Regions from separate parts of the Homo sapiens genome. Here region 1 is linked to region 2. A link is a contact called in ENCODE Hi-C or POLR2A ChIA-PET data. All regions are on one chromosome and are shown on one strand. The core of a region is the stretch at or near the end of the contact, and the rest is flanking DNA. Distances in the headings are between cores, read along the strand shown. Region 1 overlaps IDH3A (isocitrate dehydrogenase (NAD(+)) 3 catalytic subunit alpha). Region 2 holds the start of SKIC8 (SKI8 subunit of superkiller complex).

Region 1 (7,088 bases), core at 3,126-5,625, 130 kb before region 2:
CATCTATAATACAAAAGCAATACAGAAGTTTTATAAAAGTAATAACTAATATTAATTGAATACTTATGCAACTTTTAAGTTCTTTATATATCATCTCAGCAAAGTTTTTCTATAACTCTTTGAAGTAGATGCTATAATTCCATTTTATAGATGAGGAAACTGAGGTACAGAGAGAATAAATAATATGTCCAAGGTTTTACAGCTCCTAAATGACCCAAGTTGGTATTAACACGCAGTCTGGGCCTTACCCAACAAGCTCCACCGCCTCGGTAAGCAATTGTGGCCTGTGGAAGAAGTGTCGCGGGCTATTCCGAAGTTAGAGGAAATAATGCACTTGAAGACTCATCCCTAATTTGAGGTCCTTTTTAACAAAAATTGTGAAAAATATGCATAACATAAAATTTGCCATTTTAGCCGTATTTAGGTATACAGTTCAATAATGTTAAGTACATTCACATTGTAATGTAACCATCACCATCAGTCATCTCCAGACCAGTTTCATTTTCTCAAACTGAGACTCTGCACCCGTTAAACAGTAACTTTCCCTTCCCCCTCCCATCCTCTGACACCTGCCATTCTGCTTCCTGTCTCTATGAATTTGACTACTCTAGGTACCTCATGTAAGTGGAATCATACAGTATTTGTCCTTTGAGTCTGGCTTATTTCACTTAGCGTAATATCTTCAAAGTTGGTCCCTTCTTTTAAAAAAATTCTGTAATTTGAAATTATATCGTGTGGCCAAAATACAAGAAATTCAGGCTTGTTTTTAACAGCCTGATAGTCACATTGGAGGTCATATGATTTTCTTATTCTTTAAAGTTATATTTGGGAAGTTATAATCTACAGCCCAGTAGAGAGGTGCCTGAATTACATAGTGGGCCCTTTTATTGTGTAGGATGGAAAGATAAAGAGAATTAAATATATTGGGGTCTGTATGCAGGAAAGAAAGGATAAGCTGGTAGAACAGATCAGTTGTATGGGAGGCTTTCTTTCCTAAAGAGGGAGGTTTAAGAGTTAATGATTTAGGCAGGTGTGGTGGTGCATGCCTGTAGTTGCAGCTATAGGCTGAGGCAGGAGGATCACCTTAGCCTCTGAGTTCAAGACCAGCCTGGGCCACATAGTGAGACCCCGTCTCTTAAAAAAAAAAAAAAGAGTTAATGATTTAAATATTTCTTTCGTATTTGTGTCCCAGCCTCCAAAAATAGATCAGATACAAAAATTAGTTGGGTATGGTGGCATGCACTTGTAATTCCAGCTATTCAGGACGCTGAGGCAGGAGAATCGCTTGAACCCAGGAGGCAGAGGTTGTGGTGAGCTGGGATCGTGCCACTGCACTCCAGCCTGGGCAACAGAGTGAGACTCCATCTAAAAAAAAAATAATAATAAAAACAAAAATAGATCAAAATATGTCTCAGGTCTATTCCTGAGACATATTTCCCAAGGATTTTTATGAAACTTCTTATTTAGATTCGCTTTTATTTAAATATCCATGACCAACTAATCTGGGTTAGGGTCTATTGTGTGAACAAAGGGAAAATTTTGGTAAAGCTCCCTGCCTCCCTTTGCATCAAGAGCACCTTATTCTTTGCAGAGTGCTGTTGTATACACTATGAGATTGGATCCCGATCCTCCTGGGCTGGGTAGATGGTGGTGGAGTGGTTCCTCACTTTGAAATGAGGAACTAAATGAAAGAGCAGCCGAGTAACTTGCCCAGGTGGCATCTCACTGAGGGCTTTAAAATCTCCTTGGTTTAGTTTAGTTTGCGGATACATCTTTTATTTTTGCTTTTTCCTTTTCTCAGAGCTTGACAAAAGATTTGGGAGGCAATGCAAAATGCTCAGACTTCACAGAGGAAATCTGTCGCCGAGTAAAAGATTTAGATTAACACTTCTACAACTGGCATTTACATCAGTCACTCTAAATGGACACCACATGAACCTCTGTTTAGAATACCTACGTATGTATGCATTGGTTTGCTTGTTTCTTGACAGTACATTTTTAGATCTGGCCTTTTCTTAACAAAATCTGTGCAAAAGATGCAGGTGGATGTCCCTAGGTCTGTTTTCAAAGAACTTTTTCCAAGTGCTTGTTTTATTTATTAAGTGTCTACCTGGTAAATGTTTTTTTTGTAAACTCTGAGTGGACTGTATCATTTGCTATTCTAAACCATTTTACACTTAAGTTAAAATAGTTTCTCTTCAGCTGTAAATAACAGGATACAGAATTAACAAGAGAAAATGTCTAACTTTTTAAGAAAAACCTTATTTTCTTCGGTTTTTGAAAAACATAATGGAAATAAAACAGGATATTGACATAATAGCACAAAATGACACTCTTCTAAAACTAAATGGGCACAAGAGAATTTTCCTGGGAAAGTTCACATCAAAAAGAGTGAATGTGGTATATTTCTAAATGATATGGAAAATAGAGACAGATTTGTCCTTTACAGAAATTACTGAGTGTGAATAAAAACTTCAGATCCAAGAAATATATAATGAGAGATATAATTTTTGTTAATAAGACAAAGGTAATATATTGGATACAAAGACACAAATGTATTGTGTGTTCAATTATTTTGTTGTCTTGAGATTTAATATTCTTTCCAAGAGCTTTTAATGAAGCAGAGAGCTAGTACTTCATTTTCACTGGATACATTTTCAGCATCATGAGTTGTCACAGCCTCTGAGCCCCTGATCTGAAGCCAGAAGGGCTGAGTGTATTGTAAACTTATTCTTGCATGTTGCTGTCTGGGAATGGACCACACTACAGCAGGTAGTTCTGGGGGCGATACTGCCGAAAGGCCCGAACACATGTATTTTGGCTGCAATTGAGGAACTTGGGATGCTATTAATTTTGTATTTCAGCAACTGCCCCTTCTCCTATCCCAAAGCACCAATTACTGCCCTCTGCCTCAGCAGTACCAGTATAAGATGACATTCCAAAGACTGGAGGCAACTCAGCCTGAGTTAATTCACAAAATTATGCCATGCTGGGGCTTGAGCTTGAGCTTGGGCTTAGGCTTGGGCTCAGCTTTTGACCCTCAGGCATCTCCTTTCCCTTCCTGTCTTCCTCTCCCTTCTCCTCTGCTGCAGCATGATTTTCTTAATCTTCAGACACTCACTATTTTCATGAACAGTTACCCTCTGTCCCCACAACCAAAGACAACTCATGGCCTCCTTTGGCCCTTGTGTAACATTGCAAACCTGTGGCTTTGCAAAATGTACCCAGGTCACAAGGGGATTTTTTTTTTTTTAGCAATGATATCCCTGTCTGGGTCACTTTTTAAGCTTGTAACCGCCCCCCCAGACTTATAATCTTAAATGTATTTTCCTTTGTTTAAGCTGCTGCTTCCTCTGTTTCATTGGATTGTGCCAGTTATCAGTGGCTCTTGGGTTCAAAGTAATAAAGAATTCCAAAACTGAGATGTTTGCTTTCTCTACCTGTTTCCTGTTCAGATGCCTTCGGTCATTTTGGCTCAGCTTGCTACTGAGAATGGCTGCTTCCCGTATTCAGAATGGAAGTGGGGTGGTCTGGTGGCGACAGGCTAACGTAGAGCTGGCTGCTTTTATGAGAATGCGCCACTTGACCCCATCCTGCACCTTTGTTTATTCCAGGGCACTAATGGTCACTCGCATGCCCGCTGTGCACAGTCCTGTGAGTTAAATGCCCACTACTCTCTGCACTGGTCCCACCTGCTCAATTGACAAAAAAAATCAGGTCCTTGTTGACAGTTCTGTTAAAAGGTTTAATATTCAAATTATACATTAAATAGAATCAAACAGGCAGCAGCAGTTTTATTAAGCATCAAGTCAGTTGGCATGTGGGTGGCGGAGTGCCTGGTAATGGAATAATAGGGTCGGCGATGCCCGCCAAGATTCCAGAGTAAGTCAGGTCGCTAGGTGAGTTGTGACTGATTGCTTTTCCTGCAGCGCACGTGAGCAGTATCAGCCATCTCTCTCCTACCCGCTCCACAGCCTACTGCTGGCTGTCCTGTATGTGAGCTAGCAGCTTTTTAATCTACCTGGAACTAAGGCCAAAAATTATCAGCCCTTTCGTTCTGGAAGGAGAGCTGATCTCATTTGTCACCTGAACAAAAAGCAATACTTAAACTGAATTAAAACTACCCACACGTGAAGCTTCTTGGAATTGTCAGCTATTGTTGGCGTAAGACCTGGTAAATGTAGAGCCAGTGCTGTGCCCTGACCTGGAGATCTAACAGACTTGGCAGAAATGCCTGTGCCCAGACTGAAGAGACCTGGGGCTCAGGAAGAGGCTCGGAACGCCTGCCCTCTATTCTATAGAAACTGCAGGCATAGGCCCTGATTACATTTTTTGCTCTTGGTAAAAGGAGTCAATGATACCTTTGTACTTCTCCAAAACTGTGAGCCGTTTCAGTTTCATCGTGGGACCTAAAAGGGAAATGAGAAGAAATGAGTGAGGCCCAGGCTCTGAGAACTCTGAGAATGTGTGTGGTAAAGACTCACACTCAGTCCTATATATAACTCAGGAATTAAGCCAGATAATCAGGACCGTCAGTAGCCAGCCTCCAAGACAGTGATCGCTCCTGGTATTCATATGGCTTGTGTGTAGTCTCCTGTGTTATACCACTGGTTGTGGCCAGTGGAGTATAGATGAAGGGTTGGTATGTCACCTCTGAGAATAGGTTATAAAAGATCAGTTTCTTTTATACACATAGGAAAGTAGTGTAAGCTACATCTGCCTTTTCCTTGACCTGTACCCAGTTTTGACCCTCAGTCCATTTTCTCTGAAATGGATTTATTTGTTCCATCTCTTGAATGAATAAATTGTTGAAGCAATTAAAAAATAGACTAGGTTTCTGTCTTGGGCTTTCTCTTGGACCATTCTTCCTGGGCAAGCCGGCTGCCATGTTGTGAGGATACACAGCCCATGAGAGGCCCACTGGCCACACACGGATGTTTCTGGCCAGCAGACAGCAAGGAGCTGAGGCCTGCCGACAGCCACGTAAGTGAGCGCGGAGGTGAGCCTCAGCTGCAAGTGACTGCACCCAGCTCACATTGACTGTAATCCCGTGAGACCCAAGCCAGAACCACTCAGCTAAGCTGTTCCTGGATTCTTGACCCATAGAAATGTGGATAATAAATGTTTACTGCTTTAGGCTGCTACATTTTTGGGGTCATTTGTTACACAGCAATGTATTAGATAGCTAGTACACATCATCTCTGCATTTTTGTGAACGTTTATACAACGTTGGACATTATGCTTTGATGGTTGTGATGGGGGTAGGGGAAGCCCAGGTTATGGGGAGCCTCTGCCATGGTCTTTATGAGAGGTCTTCCCCTAATTACTTTTCTTAACCTTGATTTATCCCCCAAAAGCAAGTTTGAAAGAGCTCTGATTTGAGGTCCTGGGTAGCTTAAAGTGCCTAACTCACTCTTGACTGTGTAACTGGAAACTTTCTGTGTTAAAGTCATTATATTAACTGCTTAGTGAAGACATCTTCTGTCTCTCTGACCTTGCGTTCAATATGCTGGCAGCAGACAGCCAGATAAGCTCAAGGTCTCTGATTGCAGCTCAGCTTTGCTGTAGACAATTGCATCTGGGTTCAGCCGTGATGGATTTGAGGGAATCACACTGGCATAACCATTTCTACCTCTCCTGTTCTATGAACATCCCATGAACATCTCTTGGCTACAGCCAAGAGTGACTTCAGCTGAGGCTGCACCAGAGCCCTCTCCTGGTTCTGTGGGCAGTGGTCCGGAACAGCCTTATCCCTTTGTCACACAAGCTGACTTTCCGGAAGATCACAGTACTCTCACCCCTAGAACCACGTGACTCCAGGCTGAACACTAGCAGGGCCTTGGTGTTGGCCTGGTAGTTCCATTGTGATTTTCGGAGAAAACAGTCCCATAGTCAAGGCCAAGTTAAATGTCATGTTCAGATTAGAAAGTTCTAGCACATATCAGCTGGGCGCAGTGGCTCACGCCTGTAATCCCAGCACTTTGGGAGGCCGAGGCGGGCGGATCACCTGAGGTCGGGAGTTCGAGACCAGCCTGACCAACATGGAGAAACCATGTCTCTACTAAAAATACAAAATTAGCCGGGCATGGTGGCCCATGCCTGTAATCCCAGCTACTCGGGAGGCTGAGGCAGGAGAATCACTTGAACCCGCGAGGTGCAGGTTGCAGTGAGCCAAGGTCGTGCCATTGCTCTCTAGCCTGGGTGACACAGCGAGACTCCATCTCAAAAAAAAAAAAAAAAAAAAAAAAAGGAAGTTCTAGCACATATCTTATACATTCAACAGACTCCACATAACCACAAGCCCATGCATGGAGCCATCAATGTCCTCTAACAGGAAGTAGATGGGTGTCACCCAGATTCCTGCCATGACCTTCTCTTTGCCGTGGCTGCTTCCTAACAGGCACCTCCTAGGCACTGCCATGGCCTCTGCCTTCCCACACAGCCCTTGCAATGGTGAAAAGGAAAAACCTACCCAACTCTCCACCCGAAATGGAGAAGTCTCTCTCGAGAATGGCCCACTTCTGGATGTGGTAGGGCCGGGCCGCCGCGTTCATGTTGACCCTCCGGATCCCCTCTTCGATGGCCTGGTACACGGCCTCATCCTTCTTCTCTATGATCTCGGACACTGTGGTGGCTCTGCTGCCCACCCTCTGGCAGAACTCCATAGCTTGTTCAGTCAGATTATCAGTCTGGTCAGAGGTGTCTGGGTCCAGAGTGCACTGAAAAGCCAGAGATCAGATGAGGACCAAGCCTTACCCAACAAGACGTAAGCCCTGGTCCTGGAGGAGGTCTTACTGCTGTCGGCAAGGGTGTGAATCATGTGAGCTCTGTTTCAAAGAGACGGTTCTAGAATGAGTAGCTGCTACTGTGTTGAGCCTCGTGTTATTGTGGAAGGAGCAGTGATCTGAGAATTAGAAGAGCTCGGTCAGTGACGTCATTGTCTGTAAAGCAGGGACGGTAACTCCTGCCTGTCTACCACCCTGGGGTCCAAGTACCTGCAGAGAGCAATGAGGGAGGGCAGCAGCACTTTGTAGACGGGAAAGTGCCAGTAACATGTAAAGGATCATCACGGTGGCTTATGTGGGACA
Region 2 (6,795 bases), core at 2,066-4,565:
TACTCAGGAGGCTGAGGCAGGAGAATCACTTGAACCTAGGCAGCGGAGGTTGCAGTGAGCTGAAATTGTGCCACTGAACTCCAGCCTGGGTGACAGAGCGAGACTCCATCTTAAAAAATAAAAATAAAAAATAAAAAAAAAAGGATAGATCTAATTTCTCAGGCTACATTAAGGGCTAATGGTTCTTATTTCTTTGTGTGTGCCAAAGACCCCCTTTGGCGGACTTTTTTTTTTCGAGATAGGGTCTTGCTCCATCACCCAGACTGGAGTGCAGTGGCACAATCATGGTCAATGCAGCTTCAACCTCCCAGGCCAAGTCTTGCTCCCACCTCAGCCCGAGTGGCTGGGACTACAGGTGCGTGCCAACATGTCTGGATATTTTAATTTTTTGTAGAGATGGGGTCTCCCTATGTTGCCTAGGCTGGTCTTGAACTCCTGGGCTCAAGCAATCCTCCTGTCTTGGCCTCCCAAAGTGCTGGGATTACAGGTATGAGCCACCAGACTCAGGCTCAGGATGTCTTTACAGAAAATACACAGGTTTAGAAATGAAACCAATTACAGTAGGTTCTCATTATTCACAACAATTATGTTCTATGAAGTCGCTACAGACACTAAATTATCCAACACAGAACCACTGTTCCTTGGGGAAACAGGTTCCTGAAAGCCTCTGGGCACATTCTTGTCAACCAATCAATACATAATCATGTTTTATGTGTGTTTATGTTTAAAGGCACTTACTGAATATACATTAGTAATTCATTAATACTGAACTCATGCCTAAACAAAGCTTATCTAACACACATATTTTCTCCATAAGACAAATCACAATCTTCTTGCATTTAGAAGCACCTCAGCACTATGCTTGGGGGCTATCTCAAACAGTGGAATCACCGACAAAAAGCACAAAGATGAGAAAAATGTAGCACCAAAGACTGCAAAAATGACATTTGCTTACAATATGAGAGTTGACAAGAAGGCAGTGTCACCTTGTTTGACTTCAGTTGAGAACATGTGCATCAGGCAACTAAAATTTTTCACGTGAAAAAATGTCATGTCTTCCAAAGACCACAAAAGCATTGTAAGTATTAATTTGAGGGCTACAGACAAATTTTAGTAAGTAGGTGAATTCATAAATACAGAATCCACAAATAATGAGGATAGACTGTATGCTAAAATTTTATCAAAATACAAAAACATATGTGCTTCTTTACTGACACATTATATATGTGATCTAGAAGCAAATTTAATAACTACCATAATTTCGAAGTTGCAATGAGCTTACACAATATCATGATATGAAAATATCTATAATTTATATTCATAACAAAGTCACACTGCTAATAATGTGATTTGTTGCCTACATTCACAGTGGAAGAAAATGCTAAATTTCAGTTGGAGGTTAGGAAACATAAAGATGCAATTTTTCCTCTCAGCCAAGTTCACGGCCCTCGCAATTCTACCCATTGGCAGTTTAAGGGACCACACAGTTAAGGCATCCAGGTTCAGGTTACTTTCTTTAAATCTGCCAGCCTAAAAAGCTGCCGAAGGTTTTCCAATAACAGGAAATCAAACAAACAAACAATTTATAACTAATCCTTGCCTATGAAGATCTCAAATTGGTAGTGTTTTGTTTTGGTTTTGTAAAGACAAGTTCTCATTATGTTGCCCAGGCTGGTATCAAACTCCTGGCCTCAAACGATCCTCTTGTCTTGGCCTTCCAAAGTGCTGGGATTACAGACAGGTTGGTAGTGTTTTATTCATTTGTGACCCATGAACAGGGTTCTTTCTGCCCAGGGTAGGAAAGACAGGAAAGTGCTCAAGCCAGTTTGGCTAATGGGAATGGTATTCAACCTCTGCTTCAGCACAGCCTTCTGCCTGCTGAAGCACAGGCTTGTCCTCTTCCCTGTCATTCTGGGCCTCACATTTGGCAATGGATAGAAACAAAAAAAGGAGGAAGGCTTGCGGTAAGCCAGCTTCCAAAAACCCGGGCTCCAAAAGACAAGGGTGTGATTCTATCAATGAGTGCACATTTGAGGATGTACAATGAATCCGGTCCTATTTTAAGTAATACACAAAGATTTAGCTCACTGAAACCTCATAACCCCGCTTACTAGGTACAGTAGTTCTTTAGCTGAGGTTTTGATTTCCACAGTTCCAGAGGTCAACCGTAGTCCAAAAATAGGTGAGTAGAGTGCAGTAAGATATTTTGAGAGAGACCACATTCACATACATTTTATTACACTGTTATAATTCTATTTTATTATTATTGTTGTTATTCTCTTATTGTGCCTAATTTACGAATTAAACTAAGTAATCACAGGTATGTATGTGTAATCTGTATGAGAAAAAACACAGTATAGATGCTCCTCAACTTACAATGGGGTTACTTCCCAATAAACCTATGTAAAGTTGAAAAATTGTAAGTCAAACCACGGTAAGTCAGTCAGGGTCCTTCACTATCCAAGATTTCAGACATCCACTGGAACGTACACCCCGCAGATAAGGGGGGAACTACTATTTTTTTATTATCAGTTCCACTTTTCTAGTAAGAAAAGGGAGGCTTAGAAGCGGTTAAGGAAGCTTCCCCAAGGGACACTAAAAGGTGGATACAAGCTATAGTATAGGCTACCAAGATACACTACCTCTTACTTCAGGGTCTTATGAAGGTCAGAGCTAAGAGACTTTAGACCTTAGCCCTCTCTTGCCATCTTCTCTCTTTGGGAAACTTTTCCCTAAATTTCCTAGGCAGAATTCATCACTGACTCAGTGTTTCCAAGGAACACTACAGATGCCTCTATGAAACTACTCAGGCAAGTCAACAGCCCACAGTATTGCACGGTACTTGGCGTAAAGCGAACCCAGCCTCTGTCTGTACCCGTCCAGTGATGTCTGTATCTGTCCAGCACGCTACCTAAGACAGCGTGGCCCACTACTGGAAAACTTCGGTTAATACAGCCCTCCCAGCTACGGATAAATGATCTCCTCCGCAGAGAAACCAGCCCTAATCTCGATACTGCCCAGAACATTCTCAGGACGCAAAAGGAGGCCACCCACGGGCCTCCCCCACTCCCCTCAGGCCCCGTACACCGAGGAACAGCCAGGGCAAATGGAGCCATGGAAGCCACCCTCAGGCCCCAGGGCCTGGAGCATCCCTGAACGGACCTGCTTACAGGCAGCCTCGGGCCCAACCTCGCTCACTCGCCCTCTGGCCTGGACTGTCAACGGCCCTAATGACCCCAATCCCCAACGGCCCTGCGCTCCAACTCACCACTGCACTGCCAGGCTGCACGTCGGAAGCCGGGCTCCGCGCGACTGCGACGCGCAAAGATGAGCTATCGAAGGGGCGGGGCATCGCGCCGGCCCCGCCCTCACGGCTCGGAGCACTCCGCAGCGCCCGTTGCCGTCGCTATGGCGGGCGCGGGGCAGACGCCGACGAGGGTGGGCGGAGAGAGGAGGGAGGAAGCCAGGTCCTGCTTCCAGAGGAGTGGTAGTTGGAAATTTGCTTCCGGAAGCGCAGACGTTTAGCTTCCGGCAACTGCAGGTTTAGAGGTTTGTGTTGCAATTTCATTTTGTACTTTTGAGATTGGACTAAAGCTAATAACTTCTGTTGCTGAAATAAATTCAGTGAAATCGAGCTTTGTCTTTCAAACTGCTAGTCATGACCCATTAACGTGACAGATATCAGTTTAATAGGTTGTCAACTGACTTTTTTTTTTTTTTTTTTTGAGGGCCAGGCAGAGTAGCTCACGTCTGTAATCCCAGGACTTTGGGAGCCGAGGTGAGAGGCTTGCTTGAGCTCTGGGTTTCCAGACCAGCCTGGGCAACATAGCGAGAGACCTCGTGTCTACTAAAAATAAAAACAATTAGCACATGCCTGTAGTTCCAGTTACTTGGGAGGCTGAGGCAGGAGGATCGCTTAAGCCCTGGAGGTTGAGGCTACATTGAGCCGTGATGACGCCACTGCACTCCAGCCTGGGGAACAGAACTAGACCCCGTCTCAAAAAAAAAAAAAGAGATGGGGCTGGGTGTGGTGGCTCATGCCTGTAATCCCAGCATTTTGGGAGTCGGAGTGGGTGGATCACTTGAGGTTAGGAGTTTTGAAATCAACCTGGCCAATATGGTGAAACCCCGTCTCAAGTAAAAAAAAAAAAAACAGAAACAAAAACAAAATTAGCCGGGTGTGGTGGCATGTGCCCGTAATCCCAGCTACTTGGGAGGCTGAGGCAGGAGAATCGCTTGAACCCTGGAGGCAGAAGTTGCAGTGAGCACAGATCACACCACTGCACTCCAGCCTGGGCAACAGAGTGAGACTGTCTCGAATAACAACAACAAAAAAAGATGGGAAGAGGCTCATGCCCCATTATGGAGGCCGCCCTGTGGCTCAGATGTGGTGGCTCACTCCTGTAATCCCAGCACTTTGGGAGGCCAAGGGGGGAGGATTGCTTCTGGCCGTGATTTCAAGACCAGTATGGGCAACATGGCGAGACCCAATCTCTACAAAAAATTTTAAAGTTACAGACGCAGTGGTGTGCACGTGTAGACCCAGCTGCTCAGGAGGCAGAAGTGAGGATCACTTGAGCCCAGGAGTTTGAGGCTGCAGTGAGCTATGATTGGGCCACTGCACTGTAGCCTGGGTGACAGAGTGAGACCCTGGCTCTAAAAAATATTTTTCGAAAAAACTAGTTTTGAAGTTCAAATATATATATAGAGAGAGAGACGGAGGACTATTAGACCACTTACAACTAGGTGAAGTTCATCTTTGGGGGCTTTTTTTTCTTTTGAGACTGAGTCTTGCTGTGTCACCCAGGCTGGAGTGCAGTGGCGCAATCTCGGCTCACTACAACTTCTGCCTCCTGGGTTCAAGTGATTCTCCTGCCTCAGCCTCCCCAGTAGCTGGGACTACAGGCACCCACCACCACACCCGGCTAATTTTTTTTTGTATTTTTTTTTTTAGTAGAGACGGGGTTTCACCATGTTGGCCAGGCTGGTCTCAAACTCCTGACCTCAGGTGCTCCACCCACCTCTGCCTCCCAAGTTGCTGGGATTACAGGCATGAGCCACTGCACCTGGCCATCTTTGGGGGCTTTTTGAGGAGGCTATGTGTGGTGAGAAATTGGCAAATACACCCACATCTCCCAGGACCTATTCTCTTGTCCTCAGTAATCTCACATTAACACAAAAGAGAAGACATCCTGCAGCTCTTCTGCTGCACACATGACTTCCCTGCATGCCAGCATCCTTAACCCTCAAGTTCACATGTTTCAGAGTGATATGACTAATTTTTCTCAGTCACATTGACTGGAGAGCTATTTCTCTCCTTCCCAGCTCTGTGACATCTCTGTCCATAGAAATTTCATCCAGCCCCAGTGGACCCTCTGCATGTCACTGGCTTAAAAAGTTTGGGTCAAAGTGAGCAGACTTCAAGACTGAATTGTCAAAATTCTTATGTGGCATCTCTTATAAGTCAAGATATCCTTGTAACCATTCTGGATCTATTGGACCAGGGTCAGGCATGTGCCCCTGAAGCTAAGGAAGAATGTACAAATTATATCATGAAGCCAGTGAGCTGATTTTCAAACTTAGATTGACTTAAGTGCTGACTGGTGTTCGGGCACATTCCACAGAGCTAAATACACAGAAACTGACCCTGCAATGGCTGGGATGTGGGTTCCTGAAGTGTGGAAAGGAATTAACATTAGTACTACAAAGCAATGGCTTTTAGCAGTTAAATGAGTGACCTGCTGCCTTCCTGTATAACCAGTTGCCTTAGTTTTGGCCAATCTGCTGCTTTGTTTTTGTTGGTGACATTTACGGGTTTTTGTGGGTTTTGGAAATAGATTATTATGTAACCTCTCCCACACCGAGATAATTGGGCCATCTTCACTCTAACTTTTAGCTTTTGAATATGAAGAAGTATTTTTGAAAGACTCCTACTTTAAGAAGGGTGAAATTTTGGCTGTCAAAAGTGCTCACAACTGTATGACTAAGTGAATTTTAATTTGTGTGATCTGGGGTTATGTAAGGTTTTTTTTCTTTTCTACACATTAACTTTAAATACCCCACCTTCAAATTATTCTAAAAGCACACTGATCACATTTATGCCTTTTAACTTAAAATTTAATTAAAATTTAAAATTAAAAAAGCATAAATGTGATCAGTGTGCTTTTAGAATAATTAAGCCAAATACTAAGGCTTTCCATTTCTGTTTACTTGCTCCCAAATCTGCTACTAATAATTTTCAATTGAAGCCAGTTGTTTTGGATAAAAATTCAATTAATCATCTCAAAAAAGAGAAATGGAATACATTAAGAAAGAAGTAGAATAGAAGATATAAGAGTGCATCATACATAGTAAAGTTACATCATGTTTTATAAAAACTGTTTCACCCATGCGGTTACTGGGTCACAAGTGAAAATCCATTTCTTGCTATGAGTCATGGCCAAACACTTTGAAAATCATTGTAATAAAGACTTTCTAAAGACTTTCCAGCTTTATAATTCTATAATTATGACAAGAACTCCAAACCATTCATTCAAAAAGGATGTATTAAGTACCTACTTTCACCACATTCCCCCAGAGGGCCAGACATATGGGATCATTGGCATGACCTTAGCATTGGGACTATAAAGCTAGAATAATTGGCCTTTTTTACACTGTGGACGTCTCAGGCATCTGATGAAACCAATGAATCCTGTCCCAGAACAATGGGGTTTTTTGGAAGAAAAAATTTTAATTGCTGTTGCAAAAAAACATCAGTATGGAGTAGAAATTGGTTTCTATGGCATTATTAGAGAA

Evidence for each region. Hi-C counts contacts between places; a loop is a spot of excess contacts on that map. ChIA-PET counts read pairs that join two places held with the same protein, here RNA polymerase II (POLR2A). Pooled maps may share reads with other maps.
Region 1: a pooled map shows a loop between it and region 2 (4-fold over the local background). The contact joins the enhancer-like site here to the promoter of SKIC8 in region 2. A Hi-C loop is called at or near these places in 7 of 50 pooled maps. POLR2A ChIA-PET finds 5 or more read pairs at or near these places in 7 of 52 experiments (GM12878, HEK293, HEK293T and 4 more).

Annotation. Positions count from the first base shown.
Region 1 is chr15:78,167,121-78,174,208 of GRCh38, forward strand. IDH3A (isocitrate dehydrogenase (NAD(+)) 3 catalytic subunit alpha) reads left to right here. Exons shown (of 11, transcript NM_005530.3): 11 at 1,802-4,825. The coding sequence ends at 1,885. It overlaps ACSBG1 (acyl-CoA synthetase bubblegum family member 1), which reads right to left. Exons shown (of 14, transcript NM_015162.5): 13 at 6,473-6,719; 14 at 348-4,409. The coding sequence ends at 4,324. Among named protein-coding and RNA genes, the nearest start is that of IDH3A, 21 kb to the left of the region's middle. RefSeq lists an enhancer at 412-711. Within about 2 kb of position 4,376, at least 5 of the 41 ENCODE cell types and tissues checked have a DNase peak (open chromatin) inside an H3K27ac peak, as active enhancers do; they include GM12878, where a contact is called at or near this core.
Region 2 is chr15:78,296,294-78,303,088 of GRCh38, forward strand. SKIC8 (SKI8 subunit of superkiller complex) reads right to left here and starts at 3,316. Exons shown (of 11, transcript NM_025234.3): 1 at 3,269-3,316. RefSeq lists enhancers at 2,514-3,481, 3,034-3,383, 3,482-4,448, 3,624-3,713.